Linked DNA regions of Homo sapiens: region 2 is linked to region 1. A link is a contact called in ENCODE Hi-C or POLR2A ChIA-PET data. All regions are on one chromosome and are shown on one strand. The core of a region is the stretch at or near the end of the contact, and the rest is flanking DNA. Distances in the headings are between cores, read along the strand shown.

Evidence for each region. A loop is a pair of places that touch in the nucleus more often than their neighbours do. ChIA-PET counts read pairs that join two places held with the same protein, here RNA polymerase II (POLR2A). Pooled maps may share reads with other maps.
Region 2: a pooled map of gastrocnemius medialis shows a loop between it and region 1 (2.1-fold over the local background). The contact joins two enhancer-like sites. A Hi-C loop is called at or near these places in 1 of 168 maps with a recorded cell type or tissue (psoas muscle) and 2 of 50 pooled maps. POLR2A ChIA-PET finds 5 or more read pairs at or near these places in 3 of 52 experiments (GM10248, HEK293 and MCF 10A).

Annotation. Positions count from the first base shown.
Region 1 is chr1:232,433,029-232,438,946 of GRCh38, reverse strand. All of the region lies in intron 15 of SIPA1L2 (signal induced proliferation associated 1 like 2), which reads left to right. Among named protein-coding and RNA genes, the nearest start is that of SIPA1L2, 190 kb to the left of the region's middle. RefSeq lists a cis regulatory region at 2,724 and an enhancer at 2,640-2,809. Within about 2 kb of position 2,971, at least 3 of the 41 ENCODE cell types and tissues checked have a DNase peak (open chromatin) inside an H3K27ac peak, as active enhancers do.
Region 2 is chr1:232,550,220-232,556,137 of GRCh38, reverse strand. The region is part of intron 2 of SIPA1L2 (signal induced proliferation associated 1 like 2); the gene reads left to right. Among named protein-coding and RNA genes, the nearest start is that of SIPA1L2, 77 kb to the left of the region's middle. RefSeq lists enhancers at 1-255, 3,945-4,472, 4,473-5,001 and a silencer at 561-855. Within about 2 kb of position 2,602, at least 6 of the 41 ENCODE cell types and tissues checked have a DNase peak (open chromatin) inside an H3K27ac peak, as active enhancers do.

The DNA.
Region 1 (5,918 bases), core at 1,722-4,221:
ATGAAAATGTCAAAGCTTGCATGTTAACAAGTCCCTTGTTGGTGTTTTTTTTTTTTTCCTATTAAGTTTGAGTGAAAAGTCAATAGAGATATTAATCGCTCTAGTCAGGCCACTTATGTCTCTCTCCTAATTCAACCTGTTGTCCCTACGTGTTTTGGAGAAGAGGTGGCACTCACTAATCTTCAGACCATAGTAGTAGGAAGCCATGAAGGCAGCATGTGCGTAGAGCACATGTAGCTCCCTGCCGTGAGGGCATGCACACACTTCCTCCCTGTTCCTACGGCCCTGACAGCAGGGGAGGCCTGAGATCATGTGTATAACAATGAAAGTGTGTTCAGCTCTGCAGCTGGGGTTCATTCAGTAAAGACTAGCTAAGTGTAAAGGAACTGGATTCTAAGTACTGTAAGTGTAGATGTTTAATATCTCCTTATGAGTGGTTTTAAACTCCTGTTTGACATACTTCTCTGCAGTGGTTTTAAAATACCTAATTTGCGATTTCTGCCTTCACTTTCAAAGACTAGGCAAAGGACAAAGAAATGCATTTATTCAGTTTGGCTGTGGACAGAATTTAACTATTTATAGCAACTACCACTGTCATTTTTCTGCTTGTTTCCAAGGCCTTCCCTGATTCAGCTCCAAGTTACTCTCTGACTCCTGCCCACAATGCTGGAGGGCAGAGTCAGATGAACTAAGAATGGGAATATTTCTTGCAGGTACCTAGTGCTATGAGGGAGCATTTCTCCAAATGATGGTGCTCAAGGCAGACCTGTAGCAGTCACGGTGAAAGGCTTTTTATGTTCCTCAGGCTCCCCTTCAAAGTCCCCCCTCACCCCACCACTGCCAGGGGATACTGAGTGTCATTCAGGGACCTTTACATTACAAGTTAAAGAAACTCCATGCTGATTGGTTCATGCCACCAGGGTCATATTGGGGCTTATGTAAACAACAAGTCTAGCACTTCAAGGTTCTGCTTGACCCAGCGTCTCAAAATGATACTGCCCAGGACCAGGTTGCCTCCATCTTCCCACTCCACATGACCATTTCCCAAAATCTCAGCATTCTTCTCTTGGCTGAAAACAGCTGTGCCACCTGCAGACCTCCCACAGTCACGCTCGTCTGTCCCCGGGTAGAAAGTGGTTTTTTTCTAGTTTCTGCAGAAGAAACAGGTTTCTGCCCTCTCCAAAGCCAACCCCTGCCCCCACACCACCCCCGTATCTCCTCACATGTTCCTAGCTCTAATCACGTGGTTAGGGGGTAGCATCGTCTACGGCACTTGGGGCCCTCAGCCTGGGCTGGGGGTCAGTCCCTGTCACCAAGCTGTGCAGCTGAGGAATGGCAAATACAGCCACTGCCCCAGAAGAGAAGCAGGACATTATTTGACCTGGAGAAGGGGGAGTGGATGCCAGAGAGTAGAAATCATGTGTGTCCACCATGCAGAGGGAGCTTAGGATATGAAGATTATTTTCAAAATAGACATTCCTACTACTTTTTTTACCAGTTCTATTTAATAATTTGACTTAAAATAGGTTTAGTACTAATAACTAATATAATAATTAAGGATTATCAGTGAATTTGGTCATCTGAATTATTCCTGGCTTAATTTCAGGAATAGTGGTCATACTGTGGAGACCATCTCGGGATTGCACAACCTGCTAACATCTAGTTCAAAGTTGAGATGATTTGTAAAAGAGCTGATTTCATGACACCTTTTTGGACAGATGTCATTGGCATCACAAATAGAGTTTTGTATTATTATTATTAAGTAAAATTTCTATGGAGACTGCCTTCAGAGTACATTCGTTTATTGATATTTGGTAGGGCTTTTTACCGGTATTTGTAATGGATTTTCATGACTACCTTAACCATTGGCAAATTTAATGGGCTAGACTATTAGAAAGTATATGACAGTGCTAGATTGGATTTCTGATTGATTTTACTTTCTTCCGCCACTCTAAATTGGATGTGGCCCAGCTGTTGTATAAGTGATAGATGTTGAGTGAGTGGAATCTTTTACCACTTGACTGCCCTTTTCCTGTAATTCTTCGTTGATGGTGGCTTTTGAAGCCACATTTCAACTTGCATCCTAGGCTTTTGCTCAGCATGGAATTCAGTCATTGAATGAAATCTTTTTAACACTTCCTCTTGCGTGCCCCCCGAGCTGCACAGGAGGCGAGGAGGAGGGATGGGATTTACAGCATTTGCCTTGTTTTCTGTGTGTTGAGTGAAAGGCAGGTGACTCATTAGAGGACGAGGGACCAACCTATCAAGCCACACAAAGATTCTGCAAACTCTGAAATGCCAACCCCAGCTGGGGCATGGGTGGCCATGAGGAAGGCTCCCTTAGCCCCCCTGCTTTCCTCTCCTGTCCCAGTTCAGGCAGCCTTGCAGTCCCCTCAAGCCGAGGCCTACTGCTGGAGGGCTTGGGTTGTGACTGGGAGTAGCCCAGGTAACAGAAGAGCAGAATAAACTTTCAGGAACTGACCGGGGTGACCATCCTGCCTAAACCCACACTTCTGCCTCCAAGTGCTCCGTGCCCCTGACCCGTGTGTTATTTTCTTCACAGCACCCACCCCTAAATAAAATTGTTTGTGTTTACTGCATATTCCTTCCCACAAGAAGGCCACTTATCGCCACCTTCTCCTCACTGGAGCATTCGTGTTTTGAGCTGATAGGGTCGTGGCCTATCTTGTTCGCTTGTATCCACAACACTTAGTACGCTTCTGTGCACATGGCAGGCATCTGAATATTTTTTGAATAAAGAAAGGAACTAGGAAAAGTGCTTGATAAATGCTTATTGATGGAGTTAATAAACCAGTGCCTGGGTAACCTAGGGAAGCAGGAGGAATGTGGGATCCACCATTCCCAGTTCACAGTGTCAGGAGCCCCAATCAGTATATGGTGTACTCTTAATTCTTTAACTCTGGGTTTTCACAACCGACACCATAGCAGCCTCCTCCAGCCCCAGGCACACACACGCACATTCCTTGGCAGCCACCCGGGAGTTAAATAAGTACAGAATTGTGTATATGGCATGATTCCAAGATTGTACTAAGGAGGCAAAGGGAGGACTTACAACTCTTCAAGACAAGTTACACTCTTGTGAGGAAGAGGGTAGGGGAACAGGAATCATCTATTAAGCAGAACAAGCATATATCTAGCCTGCTTTCTCCTGCTGTTCAGTTCTTTTAATTTAGCAAACACATTTTTTTTCTTTCTTCGAGGGCAGGGCATTTAGATAGGAGCTCAGAATACCAAGCAGTATTTATGCTAACCTAACTAAGGCTTTGCAAAATGAAATAAATCAACTGCAAAAACAAACCCCATGTTCTGGATTCTCCTGTAAATGGCACACACGACGTTGGGCTGTTTATCATTATTCATGCCACCGTACCTTTCTCCTGGTACAAATGACTGGACGTCAGCAGTATAACTCCGAAAGAAGAGCATTAGTCCAGAAGGAAAGAATTCATGAAAAGTTTGTGGACAACATTCTAGAATGTTATCAGCATCAGAGAACACTTCTGTAATGATACGACTGCTACTAAACAAGGAATTATGCCACATTGCTCATCAAATGGATTCTGTACATTTGTTCTTCAAGTTAACTTTAAAACATCTTACAGTTGGGATAAAATACATTTCTAATGAAATCTAATTTTTAGAAAATGTTATAAAACAAATGGAAAAATACATAGAGTTTGTGATCACGCTATCATTACCTATACATTTTCAAAACTATACGCTTTGGTCATTTTAAGGGGGAAAGGTGAGTAACCTACACACATGCAGCTTATTAACTAGACCATGACTTTGAGTGCCCCAGCCTTTAACAACGAAACATCTCGGGGATCATCCAAGGCTTTAAAATACATGAGACACACGGGTAGTGGAAGGCAGTGCACAGTCCTTCATCAGGTTCTTGATGGGGAAACTAAGGCCATAAGCCTTATTGGGACAATGGGGAAACTAGCATGTGGACTGTTAGATAACAGTATTGCATTAATGCCTGATGTCCTGTACATGATCATCACTTGGTTAACTACTGGGGGGATGTCCTTATTCTTGGGAAATGAATGCTGAAATATAGGAGTATGATGATGTCTTTAGGCTTGCAGCTAATTATCAGATGGTTCAGAGAGGAATTAGTGGATCTTGAAAAAGGGTATGTGGATGTTTATGCTACTATCCTTTCCCTTTTCTGTAGCTCTGAAATTTTTCAAAATACACTTGGGAAAATAACATACAGGGCGTCAGAGCTCGTTGTCTAGACACACAGTTTTCATGTTAGGGCTCCCTAACTGGCGTGCACCCCAGTGAATGGGAAGAGTCCATTAGCTCCTATTATTCATGCCTGTTGATTGCTTGCCTTACTCCTCAGGTCACCTTGGTCATGTTGCTTTACTGTTCTCCCGACCTGGTGTTCCATGTGTGTGGATGTCATTGTAGAGGCAGTGCAGCGTCTTCCCGAGACCCACAGTTAGCACCCAGAGAGAGGGAGCCATCAGTCATACTCAAGGGCACCAGACCAGCCACCAGCAACTAAGTTTCTTCATAGGAGTAGATGAGGCGCTTTGTTTGTTGGTTGGTTAATTTTACTTAATACCGCAGTGTTTTCCAAAACGCAGAGACCCTGAAAATGGGTCCGTTTATTTTGTGTCTTTATTTCCTCTTGAACCTCTACAAAAAGTTCATTTTAATATCACTCTTATTTTTATACTTTATTCGTCTTTTATGAGACTTGCTTTATACATGTATCAGAAAAGGTCTGTGCTCACCTGGGGTTTCAGAATAAGATTATATTTACAGCATACTGGAGGAGCTTGCTACCGCGGGAACCCTGTGTTAAACTCTTTCAATAGAAAGGACTCCTACTCGTGAATAATCCTTTGCTGGGTCACTTTCTGTAACTACGTTTATATAATGCTTACCCTATGCTACTCACTGTTCTAAGTGCTTCACTAATATTAACTCAGATTATCTTCAGAGAAACCTTCGGAGGTAGATACTGTTATTATCCTCAATTTACAGATGAGAAAACTGAGGTTAAGAAACTTGCCCAGGGTCTGGCAGTGGTAATGGACAGAGCTGATGTTGAGACCCGGAATCCTCGCATTGCACTCACGTGTCAAGTTTGCTGAAAGTGAAGCCCACCTGCCTTTCTGAACGCTGAGATTAGACCTATAATTTAAACTCTTAAAATTTTTCATATTTATAAAGTAACTTTTGTTTTTCATAAAACATATTGTTGATCTTTCTAATTTAAGAAAAAGATATTTCTGGTGGTGGTTAACTGTCCACTTAATTTCTCAGTCAGCCGGGGGTGGGTAGTCCTTCTGGCCTTAGCTTAATTACTAACCTTGAAAATTTTTATTGTTTTTAGGGCCTCTGTCTGTTTCAGTATTGTTGCTGTTGTATCATATGATAATGCAGCAAACACCCCTGTAACTACCACCAGGTTAAGGACTAGAACATTGCTGTGTCTGGAAGCTCTCTGCATCCTACCCAATTACAACCCCTTCTCTTCTCCCTTGAGGTAGCCACTAACCTGGCTTTTGTGATAATCATCCCCTCATTTTCTTTACATTTTCCTGAATGACATGTTGTTTACTTTTACCTGTTTATGAACTTTATTAAGCAACTGGCTCATGATCATTGTATTCTTTGTGACTTGCTTCTTCTCTACATTGTTCATGAGATCGCCCAAGTCGTCTGTAGCCTCAGTCCATTCATTCGTAGAGTATTCCGTGTATTCATTCATAGTTATTAATCGAATATCCTTCTACTATTGATGATTTGGGTTGCTGCCATTGGGGAGTTCTTAAAATCAGTGCTTCTAATCAACATTGTTCCATGTTGACAGTTGCACGTGCAGCAGGGGTTTGCTGTGTGTGTGCGCCCTTGGAGTGGGATTGCTGTAT
Region 2 (5,918 bases), core at 1,353-3,852, 120 kb before region 1:
TTTAAACAGCTTAGTGGATCCTGAGTTCTTGCTACAGATACTTCAGAATGTGTGCACTCATGTTATCTTTAGCAGTAATGTCATCTTTAAGGAATCCTGTGTTAGCTCTTCATGGCTCTCACCAAGTTTAGGTGATCCTTGAACTGTTGACAGTCTTCTGGGTTAACTATGGCTTGCCGTCTCTGCAAAATGCTATTCAAGGACATTGTTGCAATGTGGAGGTTGCTAGGGAAGCAACTTTTCAGTTAATACCCTTGTGAGCTAATACCTTTGTGATGGATAGATTTTTTTCTGTAATAGAGAATTTGCAGAATAGTTTTGTTTAGAAATGTTGTATTGTGCTTTCTAGGACCTAGAATGTAGAGTTCTCTATCCCCTGCTGTTCTGTCCTTTCATCCTTTCATTTATTTAGAATTTCCAAAGACTGCATAGGCTCCGTGGATCTTTTTTGAATCTGCTGATTTTTCTGTGAAGCTGATGTCATGGTCTGGACCTTTACTCTTACATATGCTAATTATTAGATTACATTTGGCTGTTGAGGCTTCCTTAGAGGGGGCTGAAGAAAGTGGATTGTTTATCAGCTGTCTGCTTTGTCTTAGACTTGGTGATACTTCAGTGAGAGCCTATATATGGTGGAGCAACTGGAGGTTCTTCTCTCTGTTAATTAGGCATTTGGTTAGTCTGTCTTGGGGAATTCTGGTTAGAAGTACACCTTGGGGAACCTGACTCCTCACTCCAGCTGGAGGTGATAAAGATCAGGGTGGGGTTATGCTGCTCCAGGTTGGCTTTAGGGGGGCAAAGCATGGCATTGTAAATAGAATTACATTCAGACTTGGCTCCACAAATACCTGCTCTCCCACTCTGGCTTCAGATTACCGGTGGAGGTGAATTGTTGAGTCTGAAAACTTTTCTCTGTTTAATTTTGGGCATGGGAGTAGTGCAGCTGAAAGATAAATAATGTTTGGGTGGTTTCATTTGTTCGAAAGAAGAGTCACTTGTTTTCTCAGAACTGCTGAGATTAGTGATGTGATTTAGAACCTAGAAGTTTTTCACATGTTTGTATTGTAACTGATTTTAAAGTAAAAGCATCTGCCAAAATTGAATAATTAATGTCCATAAGTTTGTAAACTCAATTTCTTGTTTATTTGCTTTTATTCCATGGACAGTTATTGTAAGGAAGCAAGCTAAATACTTCACGGAGAGAAAGGGACATTTAATTTTGCTAATTACAGACACAAATGTATGATGTGCAGATTCTTTCACTTAGAAATTCATTGTTGGAAGTTATTTCCTTATTGTTATTTTGATAAAAAATAATTGTACCCCTTTTAGCCTGTTAGATAAAATTAAACCAAGAAACTCCGTGGAATGCCTGGGAACAACACCCAACTTGCCAGCACAACAGCTGCAAGGCCAGGGCACACACCAAACACGGCTGATGCAGATCCCATTTCTAGAAAGAAAACATCAGCACGTGTGTGACAGTGTCAAGATATGTGTGCATAACATAAATATTGCTCTCTAGTTAAAATAAGTCGTCGTTTCATTCTTCGTGACACCAGTGTTGTTGCAAAAGCAAACTGAAGGGAAATCTACATGGTATCCTGAGAAAGACTAAAGGGAACTATTTTTAGGGTAGCATTGTGGAAAGACTTTTCCTGTTGAAGGCTTTGGAATTTGAGAGGCTGGATAAAGTAAGTTTGTTAAAACTAGGACTTTAAATGTAAATATTTTATTTCATAATCCCTTCTTTTAGCACAGCCACTTCACCATATCCTTTCCTGTAGGAGCCCTTCTTCTTTGTATTGTGTCCTGTTATTGAAGTTTCAGACTGTCCAGCCACTGATCTGCTATGTCTCTCCTATAGATTGTTCTCCATTTGTCCTTCTCTTCTGGTTTGCTCTGATGACTGCATTTAAATAATTCTAGTGCTTGTTAACATTTATCTCTGAGAGAGACAGACAGGAGATGAAGATAGAAATTTAAAACCAAATGTATCCATTTTGATTCTTAATAGTTACTCTGGTGGAAAAAATAACTTTTTAGAGATTGAAACCAGTGTTGTGGACAGATTTGTATGTTAATCTTGCCTCCTGCAGTAGTTTATAAATGTCCTGGATGGAGTCAGGGCTCATGCCTTAGGTATTTCTCATTGCCTACCATGGGGCCTTGCTGCTTGGTAACTTCTTAATGCTTAAATGAAAGAATGAACATGGGTTATCAGAATTTTCATTGTGTTGATGGCTTTTATGTTCTTTATGAGAAAGTTTTTGTTGATCACTTACAGATGGCTCACCTCTGTAATGAATATAAATATGTGTTTGTACTCTTGGAATTTGTCTGATAATGGAGATAAATATTCACAAATTACAGAAAAGACCAATTTTTAAAATGAGTTTTATGGTAGAAGAGGATTTAGACATGTATTTTATAAGGAGAAGAAAACATTAAATGGACGCTCAGGGGTAAGAGTATAAATATAGGAGACAGTCGAGCAGCTAACTCCTCTATCTAAATCCTGTGCTGGCTCCTTGCCTCCTGGCAGCCTGGCCACTTTCCACGTGTAGCTGAGGCCAGAGACAACGTGTCACATAGTGATATGGACAAGAGACAGGAAACAGGGAAATACTGGGTAGAAGAGGGCAGTTCTCCAACAAAGGCCCCACCCCCAAGCCTGGAAATCCACGGCCCTAAGTGGGAACAGGCATTCCCGTTTTCATGCCCAAATGTTGTCTTTTGGCCCACTACGCCCCCCCGTCCTGTACCCATATAAACCCCAAACCCCAGGCTCCATGAGCAGACGGGCAGATGAACAGAAGAGAGAAGGGCAGCAGAACAGTGCAGCAGAGAAGGAGAGACGAGGAGGAGCATCTGAATATCCAGAGAAGTTCGACTAGGGACAGTTGGGGAGGAGATCAGCCACTGGATGGCCAAACTCCAGGGGAAGATGATCCTCCCACTCTACCTCCTCTCCAGCTCCTCATCCATCCTGCTGAGAGCCACCTCCACCACTCGGTAAAACCCCTGAATTCACCATCCTTCAAGTCTGTGTGTGACCTGATGCTTCCTGGACTCCAGACAAGAACCCGAGTACCAAGAGGGCACTGAGCTGGTTAACACTTAGGCCGTCTGCAGATGGCAGAGCTAAAAGCATGCCCACTGGGGCTTTGGGAGTCGCAGGCACCCACCCCTAGATGCAGCTGTGTGGCTGGAGCCCAAAAGATCTCCCCCTGGTTCCTGCACCTGCCTGTGTGCATGCTCCCCCTCCATAAGGGGTGCCACCCCCCGTTGTACATTCAGTGAAGGGGGTCAGGGAAGTCTTCTGTTTCAATTGTAGTGGCCATTTTATGGTGTTAAAATACAGGAATCTGCTTTTTTATTTCATGAATGTTATTTCTTTCTCTTATACTATATTTGCTAGATATAATCCATTCACTTAAGCATTCTTTGATTCAACAGATACTTATTGGCTGTGTGTGGTGGTTCATGCCCATAATCCCAACATTTTGGAAGGCTGAGGTGGAAGGATCACTTGAGCCCAGGAGTTCAAGACCAACCTGGGCAACAGAGCAAGACCCCAGCTCTACAAAAAATACAAAATTAACCCGATGTGATGGCATATGCCTGTAGTCCTAGCTGCTTGGGAGGCTGAGGCAGAAGGATCCCTTGAGCCTCAGCTATGATTGCACCACTGTGCTCCAGCCAACCCTTTCTCTGAAAAAGAAACAAGCAGAAAACGAATATTTACTAATTACTTAGTCTGTGTCAGGCAAGTTACCAGTTCCATAAGTCAGTGAGAGCTACCAATCTCCTGATTTCAACCTTTTACCTAAGAATTAAGAAAATTCTGTAATGCCAGGTAAAGGCAGTATATAAGCATATTGTTATCAGTATTAATAAAAGGTGATATTTAATCACCGGTTGCTCTTTGTGAGGCACTGGACACTAAATATTTGATATAAATCTAACCCTCTCTGGCTTAAAAACTTACTATTCTCAGCCGGGTGTGGTGGCTCACGCCTGTAATCCCAGCACTTTGGGAGGCCGAGGTGGGTGGATCGCCTGAGGTCAGGAATTCGAGACCAGCCTGGCCAACATGGTGAAACCCTGTCTCTACTAAAAATACAAAAATTAGCCAGGCGTGGGGGCGGGCGCCTGTAATCTCAGCTACTTAGGAGGCTGAGGCAGGAGAATCGCTTAAACCCAGGAGGCAGAGGTTGCAGTGAGCCGAGATCGCACCATTGCACTCCAGCCTGGGGTACAAGAGCGAGACTTCTTCTCATGGGGAAAATAAATAAATAAAAAATAACCTTATTGTTCTCATGGAAAAGTTAAAATTCCTTGGCCTGGCTTTTAAGGCTCAACTCATCAGCTAAACTATCACTCCGGCTGTAGCTTTTTAAAAGGCTTTTACAGTTCACAGGAATCTGAATCATTTGCTCCAGCGCAACCCTTCCGCCCTCCTGCTCTCTGGGGCTGTGGGCAGCCTGGAGCGCTCTGTCTGCGGAGGCTGGAGGGTCTTTCCAGGCCTTCTTCTCACCTCCCCCACTGGGGCCTCTCTCCTTCCTGGAAATTCCCACCGCTCTTCTTGGGAGTACTACTGCTTTGTCAGTTTGACATATTGTCCTTCATTTTTTAAAAATTTTTCAAATTCTCGTGGCTCATCCTCAGTTAGCTTGTTGTTAAACTAGTTTGTTATTAGGCCTCCCCAGTGAGCATGGAGCAGTAAATCTGCTGGCAGCCAATGTTCCTTAGATACTGGATGTTGAAGTTGTGAGGGCTCCTCTCTTAGGTAGTATTTCAGGTCTACCCCTTTTCTCTTACAGATGGAGAAAGAGCTGGTTCTGGGTCATATAATAAAAACAACTGATTTTAGGGGGACATGACAGAAGGGACTACACCAGTGTTTTGTGGTTTTTGTTTTTTGGTTTTGGAGTGCCTATTAGGTCCCAAACACATGCATTCTGCTATCTCATCTAATCTTCCCACCAGCCCTACTGTTTGCTTCATTAACTCTTTACAGATGAGAAAACAGACATAGAAACGCACGGTAGTTTGTCTGGGGCCACCTAGGAGTTAATAGGTGGTGGTAGGAGGATTCCCATTCGGGCTTGATTTTTTTCCAGTCTTTGCTGTTTTCCCTCCTGGTTGGTCTTTACCTGTCTCCTCACTCCCAGTCCACTGTTTCTGTTTCATTGTCCTCAATGGCACTCTGCTTTAAGCCAGAACCTAGTGAGTTGACTTAGCAATACCTCTTCCATGTTGCTCTTCCCCCTTTTTTCCATTTAAAATATTCTTGAATATTTTAATAGTCATGACTATTTTAAATAACAGTTTGGAAAGAGGACTTTAGTGTCTCTGTCTGTTTTAGCCCACGCACCTCTCACGTTTTCTCAATGAAATGCATCACCTCCCGAGGGGAGAAGAGTTGCCAGCCTTGGTTCTGTTGTCTGCATTAAGAAGACAGTAGTGTTGGATACCTTTAAGTGAGATTAAACGTTGCTGCTACTGCTGCTGCTGCTAATTTTGATCATAGTAGCAAAAACAGCCACAATTATTAATGCTCCAAAAGGCAGAATCAGCTGTTTTTCCAAATGTTCTTCTGATTTGTGTAATGGTGTTTAACTGCTTTTCTGGTTGAAAATATTGCTGCTGTCAGGATTATTTCTTATATAAATGAAGGTGGCTGCACAGACTCTTGTGGTTGGCAATCCTGTTTGCTTATGTTTAAGCTATCCTTGTATTGAAATTTCTGTATTGGTTTGAAAATAGATAGTAATTAAGTCTGACTTGCGGTGGGTGGCTGGATAAGAACGTTCATATTTAAAATACTGAGAAATGCAAATATTTGACTTGATATAATGCAGCCATACATCCTGCCCTAGATCTTGATTACTTAAACCTTCTGTTGAGCTTTT